2 separate regions of the Homo sapiens genome follow, and region 1 is linked to region 2. The links are chromatin loops, found by intact Hi-C in ENCODE. Cell type or tissue: heart left ventricle. All regions are shown on one strand.

Region 1 (5,000 bases), 170 kb after region 2:
CTAGCCCTGTGCAGCTCACACAGCTCATTCCTACTTGGAGACAGGAAAGGACTCTGATGGGAGTATGGGAGGAGGCAAGATATGAGACAGGTGGACGGAAATGGCATGGTGGAATTGGAACGCAGCCCTCAACCCTGTACTTACCATATTAACACGCACTGGCCACTTGGGGCTAGGTAAGTGAGGGCCTCAGTGTGAGTGCTGGGCTGAATGAGGAGACCCAGGCAGGAATCCTGGCCTAAAACACTCCACTTTGCCCAATCCTCACCCATAGGGTACCCTGCCTCCCACTACAGAAAGAGATGGAGGTGACTGGGAGGCTGGGGAGGCGTCTCTTACCCACCCTGGCATTCCACAGAATGAAGGCCTTGGAGAGCAGCTGATTACCCTGACCTTGCCCTCTGGTTTACCTCCCACTACCTTCCTTTCCTGTGTATCTCTCTTGCTGTCCTTATCCAGCCTTGGTGGTCATATCTGCTTCTCTGGACTTCCTCCTGACCTTGACTCCACACTGGCTCCTCTGACTTCTGCCAGACACGTAGGAGCAGTCGTTCCCTCCACTCTCTCCTCCCAGCTCTGTTTGCTGTCAGTACAGATGGTCCCCAACTTAGGATGATTCAAGTTACAATTTTCCGACTTTATGATGTGCAAATGTGACACAAATTCAGTAGAAACTGTACTTTCCTGTACAACCATTGTGTTTTTCACTTTCAGTACAGTATTCAATGTATCACATGAGATAATCAATACTTTATGGTAAAATAGGCTTTTTGTTAGATGGTTTCGTACAACTGTAGGCTACTGTAGGCTAATGTAAGTGTTCTGAACATATTTAAGGTAGGCTAGGCTAAGTTCTGATGTTCAGTAGGTTAGGTGCATTAAGCGTATTTTTTTTACTTATGATATTTTCAACTTACAGTGGGTTTATTGGGACATTACTATAAGCCAAAGAGCATCTGTATATCTCAAACCTTGCAATCTCAGAGCTGGCAGGGGCCTGCAAACTCACTCAGTCCATCTCCCGTTGCACACCTGAGGCCCAGGGTTACTTGGGTTCTTGCTAGTTCACGGTCGCATATCAGAATCAGAAACAGCCAGGACTAGGCTTCTGAATTCCAAATTTCAATTTTTCTCCTGTCCTTTGATCTGGGGATTGTGGCTCAGCCTGTCTGTCTGTCTATTCCTTAGGCCATCAGATTTCACATGGGGTTCACTCAGTTCAGACGTCTGCAGTCAAAGCCATGGCTGAAACTGAGTCATGGCTTGGCTCTGACAAGTTGGACCAGACTAGGGCCAACTACAGGGCTTATGAACCAAGGGCTGGTGGCCAGGAGGGAGACGGGGCTCCAGGAGATAAAGCAAATCAGATCTATGCCCCAGGTCTACTTGGGAACCATGCTGCTCAACATCCTTTCTCCACCCCCACTCTCTTCCCCAGCAGATTTTTTTTTTTTTTTTTTTAGACCAAGTCTCACTCTGTCACCCAGGCTGGAGTGCAGTGGCACGATCTCAACTCACTGCATCCTCTGCCTCCTGGGTTCAAGCCACTCTCCTGCCTCAGTCTCCCAAGTAGCTGGGATTACAGGCACACTCCACCATGCCTGGCTAGTTTTTCTATTTTTAGTAGAGATGGGTTTCACTATGTTGACCAGGCTGGTCTTGAACTCCTGACCTCAAGTGATCCACCCGCCCCTGTCTCCCACAGTGTTGGGATTACAGGCGTGAGCCACTCCACCCAGCCTCCCAGTATATCTTGTCAAAGGCAATGCTCAGAAAAAACAGCTCTTACGCACACATACACACACACACACAGAAAGACACATACACACAGGAAAAGGCATAAACACACACACACAGAACTCTCTGGCATGTGGGTATGCACTGTTGTACTACGGGATCATTTCCACGTGAGGCTCTTTCCTCTGAGTGCAAGGATACATCTCTTTTCTTGTGCCTTCCCAGTGCCCAGTCTAGAGCCTGGGAATAAGAGCTCGGTAAAGGTATGTGGAGAGAGTGAGCTGACCCTGGCGTGGATGGCCACAGGACCAGGCCTCCATCTCCAGTTGCTGGCATGAGGCAGGAAGCCCAGCCCAGGCTAGATGAGCCTGCTACATGGGGCAGGACCTGGGAAGCTCCCACTGTGGTCCTTAGTACACTCGCTCTTCATCTTCTTCCTTCAACTGGGGCTCTATCACTGTGACCAGTCAATCTCAAAATGTGATCCATGAACCAACAGCATCAATCTCATCTGGGAACTTGTTAGAATGCAAAGTCTCAGGCCCCACTGAATCAGAAACTCTGGGTGTGGGGTCCAGAAATCTGCTTTAACCGCCCTCCAGGTGATTCTAACACATGCTAAAATTAGAGAACCAGTGTCTGTGCAAACAGATAACCTCATGCTGGGGCCAGGGGGCCGGGAGTGGGGGTGTGAAGCCCCAGAGCACATGCAGCTGCATACGCCCCCTATGGGTAACACTGGCTGTTCACATGCTGGTGGATGCCTATACCTGAAGGCAGACACGTACTCACACGCATGCACATATATGAGCATCAGGGTCTCAGAAGAGTCCACATGCTGGAGCTCTGGGGTCTCAGTGGGTACCAGCAGGCACTCAGATGGAAGTGGGGGGGAGAAAGGAAGAACTGTTCTCACCAGCTGACAACCTATGCCCCACAATTCTTTTGTCCCTTATCCCTTCTGAGGTTCCCTGAGTGTTCCCTCAGAAGCCAGAGAAGCTGAGTAGTTGCCCAACTCAGACCAGACACACCCAGCTGAGAGGCCAAGGTGGCCTGTGTGCCTAAGAGTGTTTGGAGTATGTGCTAAGACCAGCAAAGTCTTTTCTCTGTGTGGGCGAGCCAGGGCCAGGGGAATGTGGGGCATCAGCAAGCTAGGCTTAGGCAAGAGCACACCATCCCCCGGGCCATGAAATGCTGCCCAGATCTAGAATTCCCCGTGGCCCCTTCCCAGGGCTGTTTCTAGTGCCCAGCCCACCTCCTGACCCCTCTCTCTGCTCTGGACTGTGATGCCCCAGGCCACTGCCCACCTGGCCCATCACCAGGTCCTGCGGCATCTCCTCCTTAGGATCTGGACATAAAATCCTGGCCTCTGTGAACTGCAAGGGGACATGGGGAGGGGAGAGGGAGGCTCATGCTCAGATCTGGTTTCGCTGCTGCTTCCTCTGGCTGGCTGCCACAGGCTGAGCCACCAGCTGTGCTATATAAGGCCGGCACTGGACTGCTGGAGAGGCGAAGGCTTGGACCCCCAGCTGAGGAGTCCTGCTCAAGACACGGTGAGCTCCACTCCTATTCCCCTCACCCCATCCCTGCACCCCACTGCTGGACTCAACTGCTCCTGCCCTCCCCTGACTACTCCATTCCCTTCTCCCCACTTCCCCCCACTTTTTGCTGCCTGATCCTTCATCTCCCACAGAGAAGACTCCCTTTCTGCTTTGGGAATCTGCTTTCCCCCATTGGCCCAAAGTCCTCTCCCTCCCCCACCTGAGGACAGGAACCCCCAGATGGTCCCACTTAGGGTTTCCATACCTCTGGGTGCCCTGCTTTATTCCCTGCGGTCAGCCAGTCTGCTTTGTCCAAGTGTTCTGAGGAGCGTGGGATGGCAAGCCTAACCATCAGGGCATATGCTGAGGAAACGGCGGAGATGCTGAGAAACCTCTGTGGGCTGCCAGATGGGAAATGGTTTTTCCACAAGGTGTCTCAGGCCACCTCAGCCTCCAGACATCCCTGGAGCAGGCTCAGGCTCAGGCTGAATGCAGTGCAGGCCAGCAGACTGCTCAGCTCCCTGCTTGGAGCCCAGAGGGATACACACAATGTGGAGGCCTTTGGGACGTCCTGGTGACTCTGCTCCCTCATCCGAGAAACAGGTAGTGGTGGGGCCAGTGGTTTTAGAGCTAGAAGGTCTGCAGCATGGGACTGGTTTTTTCTTCCCCTGGAATATCCCAGTGTTTTCAGATATGTGTATTTTTTAGAGAGGAGGACTCTTCCCTTTCCTACCACACCCTGGACTTAGGATGTTGAAGGGAACCACTTTTGAATCCCCAGAAACGAGTCAGATTCTGGGTTGGCCGGAGCTCTGGGGAGACATAAAAATGTTCTGCTCAGCTGCGGCCTGGGCCACGCACGCCCCATAGTTCCTTGCCCTTGTCCCAGGCCTGCTTTCCTCTCCTGACCCTTGCAGTTCCTCACCCACGCTCAGCAGTTACTGGGGAGCCCTGGCCTCTCACAATGCATCCCCTCTGCTTTCCGTCAGCTGGCTCCTGGCTGTGTAACTCCCAGTCAGGCCCCAAACAAAAAGGCCAGAAATGTGTTCCAGCTGCAGCCCGTGCACATCTGGGAATGTGTTCATGGAGGTGGTATGTCCGAGGCATCTGCACCCTCCAGCCAGCCTGCCTTATGAGAGGCCACTGGAGTCGGAGCCAAGTCTTCACGGCCTTAATATGTACCCGCCTGTGTGAGAGTGTGAACTCCATCAAAGGATGGCAAAACAAATGCCCCTCAGGCCTGGGTTTTAGAAGTGACGAGTCACCAAGAGGCTGCTGGGGGTGAGCCCTGGACTCTCCTCATTGCAAGGAACCTCCTCGCCCCTGCTTGTCCTTGTGCCTCATCTCCATGTGGGGCCCTGGAGCCTACCCCCAGGGATGGAACCTAGTCTGCCTCATTTGAACTCAGATTCTGAGCCTCTGCACCTCCCAAGCTACCTGGTTTCACAACTCAGGCAGATATCACTTTCATATCATTCTGTCCACCTTTCCCTCCTTGACAGGTCAAGAAATATTTCTGCTTGAGCCATAAGCGGTGATTCAGAAATATGAAACCTGACAAGCTTTGTTTCTTTACAGGTCACTGGATCTGAGAAACTTCCCAGGGGACCGCATTCCAGAGTCAGTGACTCTGTGAAGCACCCACATCTACCTCTTGCCACGTTCCCACGGGCTTGGGGGAAAGATGGTGGGGACCAAGGCCTGGGTGTTCTCCTTCCTGGT
Region 2 (5,000 bases):
GCCGAGATCATGCCACTGCACTCCAGCCTGGGCAACAGAGCGAGACTCCGTCTCAAAAACAAAAACAAAAACAAAAAAAGCTAGAGGTCGGGCATGGTGGCTTGTGCTTGTAATCCAAAGTGCTTATGCACTTTGGAAGGCTGAGGTGAGAGGATCACTTGAGGCCAGGAGTTGGAGACCAGCCTGGACAACATGGTGAGACCCTGTCTCCACAAAAAATTTAAAAATTATCTGGGTGTGGTAGCTCATGCCTGTGGTCACAGCTGCTTGGGAGGCTGAGGTGGGAGGATCACTTGAGCCCAGGAGGTTGATGCTACAGCGAGCCGTGTTCATGCCACTGCACTCCGGCCTGGGTGACAGAGCAAGACCCTGTCTCAAAAGAAAAAAAATTAGAATTTTAAGGTGGTGACAGCAGAGCATGAACTCAAGCGTGGGGTCCATCCAAGCATGGGGTCTGCGCACCTGCACATGTTGCACACCCATGCAACAGCCCTGGGAGCAGGCAACACGTGCTTCACCAAAGGCCAGTTTGAGGCAGAGAGACCATAACTTCTGGGTGTGTTTTAGGGAGGACAGTCAGAGGGAGAGGTAGTAGTAGTTTCTGTGAGGCTCAGGGCCCTCCTGTCCTTGTATCAGAAGATTGTGAGCATCTGAAGGGTGAGGGTCCAGCTGGTGTCTCCTGAGAAAGCCATGGATAGTCCTGATCTATGCCCTGTGCCCTTCCTCTGTCCTGACCTGCTCTGTGCCTCTCTCTCCCCCACCAGACTCGCTGGACATGCACTCAGTCACGGGCATCATCGTGGGTGTCTGCCTGGGCCTCCTCTGCCTCCTGGCCTGCATGTGTGCTGGCCTGCGCCGCAGCCCCCACAGGTGAGCAGGGGAGCCAGTCTGACTTCAGGGAAGGGAGACTTCCAGGAAGGGCTGCAGAATGGGCCATCAGGGAAAGTGGCCATGACTTGCCCTTGGCACTCCCAGGAGCCCCGTTAAAGTCAGGACTCTGGGATGAAGGAATCAGGGATGATGTCCTCCTGAGAATGGGGAGTGGACTTAGGGGAGCCCCAGCCTACCCTCCTCAGCAAGGCCAACAGAACTGCCTCACTCCCACTTCCTCTGTAGCTGCCAGCATCTTGGAAAGAGGGGCCCCAAATCTCCAGATGCCTGCAGCCAAGGGAAGAAGAGCCCTGTTTACAGCATCAGGCTGTTTTGAACAATAGCAGTTTTTCTTACTCATTGCACAGACCAGGAAAGCAAATCCCAGAGATGGGCAGGAACCTCCCCAGAGACATAGGCTGGACCAGATCCCAGCCCCGCCTGACCCCTTACTCTGACCGCTATGCCTTGTTTTCCGTCTTCCCTTCCAGGGAATCCCTCCCAGGCCTGTCCTCCACCGCCACCCCCGGGAATCCCGCGCTGTACTCCAGAGCTCGGCTTGGCCCCCCCAGCCCCCCAGCTGCCCATGAATTGGAGTCCCTTGTGCACCCCCATCCCCAGGACTGGTCCCCGCCACCCTCAGACGTGGAGGACAGGGCTGAAGTGCACAGCCTTATGGGTGGCGGTGTTTCTGAAGGCCGGAGTCACTCCAAAAGAAAGGTAAGTCAGAGCCCCACATTGCGGCTCTTTTCTAAATAGGACACCAGGGGGCGACAGAGCACAACGCGTGGCTATGCGAGCATGGCTCTACCTCCTCTTCGGAGCCGGCTGCGGACGCTAGGGCCTCTCTCCCTCCTCCACGGAATGGTTGGCTGTCAGGGAAGCACATGGGCCTCCATATCCCGGCGGAATAGGTCAGCTTGGTTCTCACGAAGGAAAGGGCCTCCCAGCAGGTGACCCAGGGTAGCCAGAACACCCAGCTCCCTCCTCATCCCTGGAGCTGGGGAGACCTCTGAGACCCAGACATCCCCGTGTGGGGAGAAGAGGCCAGTCGGCTTGGCTGTGGCCAAGTGGGACTGGGACCAGGATAAGGTGAGGCCTTCGCTGGGCTGGTCCCTTTCATGCTGGCAGGGGCGGCACATCCCACCCAACTCCGACCCGTCCTCCCTCACCCTCTCCCCGCCTGGCTCGGACACCGCGGGCTTTGCAGAGCGTCTGGTGTTCCGCTCCTCTGCAGGAGGACTCATCCTCAGATTACCCCGCTGACTCTGAGCCCTTTCGATGCTCCTCCCCAGAGCCTTGGAGAGGGAGAGAGCAGCGGGTGACAGTCTGGACCCTGCTCCCCCGCGGCCCATCCCAATTCCCTCCCCCGGGCTTCCCTCTCCCAGCCAATCCTGGTCGTGCCCCTTACTGTCCCCTTCTTTCCCCCGTGCAGATCTCCTGGGCTCAACCAAGCGGGCTGAGCTGGGCTGGTTCCTGGGCAGGCTGTGAGCTGCCCCAGGCAGGCCCCCGGCCGGCTCTGACCCGGGCCCTGCTGCCCCCTGCTGGAACTGGGCAGACGCTGTTGCTGCAGGCTCTGGTGTACGACGCCATAAAGGTCAGCGTCCTGGAAGGAAGGGGCAGGAAAGGAGGAAAGGGTCTCTGTGCTTGTGAAGAGGAAGTAATGAGTTCTCTGGAGACCCCTGGGTGGTAACTTTCCTGGGGATAGAAGTCTAGCCAGGAGACCCCTGGAGCCTCCAAAGGTTGAGTAGGTGGAGGGCAGGCCAGTTTGCAGGAACCTGTTTCAACCTGGGTTGAAAACAGCCCCTCCTCTACCCAGACCTAAGTGGGCCACAGCAGTTCCGTGGATCTGAGGGTGTGGCTGGCCTGAGTACGCTCAGCCCTTCCTCCTGTCCCCAGAGGCCCTGACTGAGTCTGGTACTCCTGAAACTCCTGGATGAGGGCAAATGGGAAGTATTCCATCATTCCCTGCCTTTGTATAGGTTCGAACAGTTCCTGTGTATCCTTCACCGACTCCCATGTGATACTTACTCTGATGGAGGGTCAGACTTTCTGCCCCACGTACGCTGGTCATTCTGATGATTACTCTCAGTAATGGTCACTTTGTCTTTGTGTTCTCTGCTCTGATCAGGGCAATGGGAGGAAGAAGTCACCCCCAGCCTGCAGGAACCAGGTGGAGGCTGAAGTCATTGTCCACTCTGACTTTAGTGCATCTAACGGGAACCCTGACCTCCATCTCCAAGACCTGGAGCCTGAGGACCCCCTGCCTCCAGAGGCTCCTGATCTCATCTCGGGTGTTGGGGATCCAGGGCAGGGGGCAGCCTGGCTGGACAGGGAGTTGGGAGGGTGTGAGCTGGCAGCCCCCGGGCCAGACAGACTTACCTGCTTGCCAGAGGCAGCCAGTGCTTCCTGCTCCTACCCGGACCTCCAGCCAGGCGAGGTGCTAGAGGAGACCCCTGGAGATAGCTGCCAGCTCAAATCCCCCTGCCCTCTAGGAGCCAGCCCAGGCCTGCCCAGATCCCCGGTCTCCTCCTCTGCCTAGCTCTTCCCAGAGGATGTGGTTTGGGGCAGGCAGGTATGGATCACATAGGATGCGATACCTGTGGCCGTGTATGTCCACATGTGTGCCTGTAGATACATCATCAAGCCCTTTGGAGCTTCCTAAGTTGCTTTGGCTGAGGGGAGAGGAAAACATGGATTATTCACTCCCCCCATACTCTTTGTGATACACATGTGACATGTGAAAGACATACGAGACATAGCTACATGTGATGTGCACATGTGTGAAGTGCATGTATGCGTACTGGTTGTTGAGCTGGGAAACCGTGGCCCAGGCAGTGGTCACTACAGCCTGATTGGTCCTCCAGGTCAGAACGGTGCCCCACAGTGGTCAGTCCCCAGCCCTGTGGGCCCCCACCTCCATCGCCCAGCCTTTTATTACACACTCTGAGAGTGTCTCCAATGCCTGTCTGACAAAGACAGTCCCAGCCCATTCTCCTGTCTGGCTGGGTTGGGTGCAAGCAGGCTCTGAATGCCTGGCATTTCAGCTGCATCACCTCCCAGCTCCTTATTGCCCAAATAGAGAGGGTGGCCCTGGCTCCCCTCCGAGCAACTCTGCATTTAATTTTGTAATCTGGGAAGTGCCTGGTTTTGAAAATCCGCTTTCTCTCACTCTTCCCCTCCTTCCTTGCCCCTGGCTGCTCTAGTGTTCTGTCTCCCAGTCACCTCGCTCTCCCAGCACCAGTGCCCTTCTCCTGCTCCCAGATACTCTTTCCTTTCCTCTCTCCTGTTTTCCTTCCTCTGCTATCTCTCACACCTCTCCCAGACTATGTCATCTTGTTCTCCTGCCTGGGTTCAAACTCTGCATCCTTCTCTAACAACGTGACTACCTCATGTCTGCTTCAAGGCCCCCGTGCCCTTCCTGTATCCGCGGCTGCCGCGCACTCGCCTGCCATCCTCCTGCCTCCTCTTCACTCAGTGCTTCTGCTTGCCCTGCCCCAGGCAGCCCACCCACGCCCAGTGCGGGTGTGGAGAAGATCTTCTGGCTTCCCTGCATCTTGCCTTTGGGATTGGGATCCAAGGGTTCTCCATGGATGGATCCAAGTCATAGAGGGGAATGTTTGAGACAGGGAAGGGGGCTGTGATCCAGAGGCTCAGAATAAAAAGATGCCCTCCCTTCTATGCAGGGGGGCAAGTTTACTGGATGGAGATGATTTGGGCCTCTCTTCCAGAAGAAGCTAAAGGAAGAGAAGGGGAGTGAGAGTTCAGGGAGGCCCTTCCCACCCTGTGAGGCTTGACTTGATCTGGATTGGGGATGACAGGAATCTCACCCTCTGGGGTGCTGGCAAGGAGGTCTTTGCACAGGAAAAGGGGTAGCTCATTTCAGTTTGTTTTTTCTTTAAATTGAATCCTCAAGTCATTTTCTGTTCACCTGCCGCACAGGGACAAGCTTGACTTCTATTTTCTGTGTAGTGAAAACAATGTCATTTATTTGGTTTTTCACCTCAGCCCTCTCATAGGAGCATAGAATGTTAGGGTCTTTACTCCCTAATGATGTCTGATTGGCACATCAAGAGTTAACTCTGCCTTCTGGGCCAAATTCGAAATAACCAGTCCATTTTTCCTTTTTT

Evidence for each region. Peaks named below come from ENCODE experiments on the same cell type or tissue, not always from the same donor. Only the 100,000 strongest peaks of a DNase experiment are listed, where the experiment ranks them.
Region 1: it touches region 2 in a loop (1.9-fold over the local background); 4 of 110 quality-filtered maps call a loop at or near these places.

The regions. Positions count from the first base shown.
Region 1 is chr15:65,209,718-65,214,717 of GRCh38, reverse strand. It overlaps CILP (cartilage intermediate layer protein), which reads left to right and starts at 3,245. Exons shown (of 9, transcript NM_003613.4): 1 at 3,245-3,290; 2 at 4,857-5,000. The coding sequence starts at 4,963. RefSeq lists an enhancer at 1,715-2,616. In heart left ventricle, a CTCF peak has its summit at 2,467; DNase peaks (open chromatin) are centred at 1,311 and 3,207; H3K4me3 peaks cover 401 bases; H3K27ac peaks cover 1,549 bases.
Region 2 is chr15:65,382,421-65,387,420 of GRCh38, reverse strand. It overlaps IGDCC4 (immunoglobulin superfamily DCC subclass member 4), which reads left to right. Exons shown (of 20, transcript NM_020962.3): 17 at 765-870; 18 at 1,362-1,590; 19 at 2,306-2,467; 20 at 3,002-5,000. The coding sequence ends at 3,412. Among named protein-coding and RNA genes, the nearest start is that of IGDCC3, 6.9 kb to the right of the region's middle. RefSeq lists enhancers at 1,918-2,037, 2,058-2,107, 2,118-2,167, 2,042-2,653. In heart left ventricle, CTCF peaks have their summits at 1,633 (motif pointing right) and 2,417 (motif pointing left); DNase peaks (open chromatin) are centred at 1,660, 1,950 and 2,390; H3K4me3 peaks cover 1,092 bases.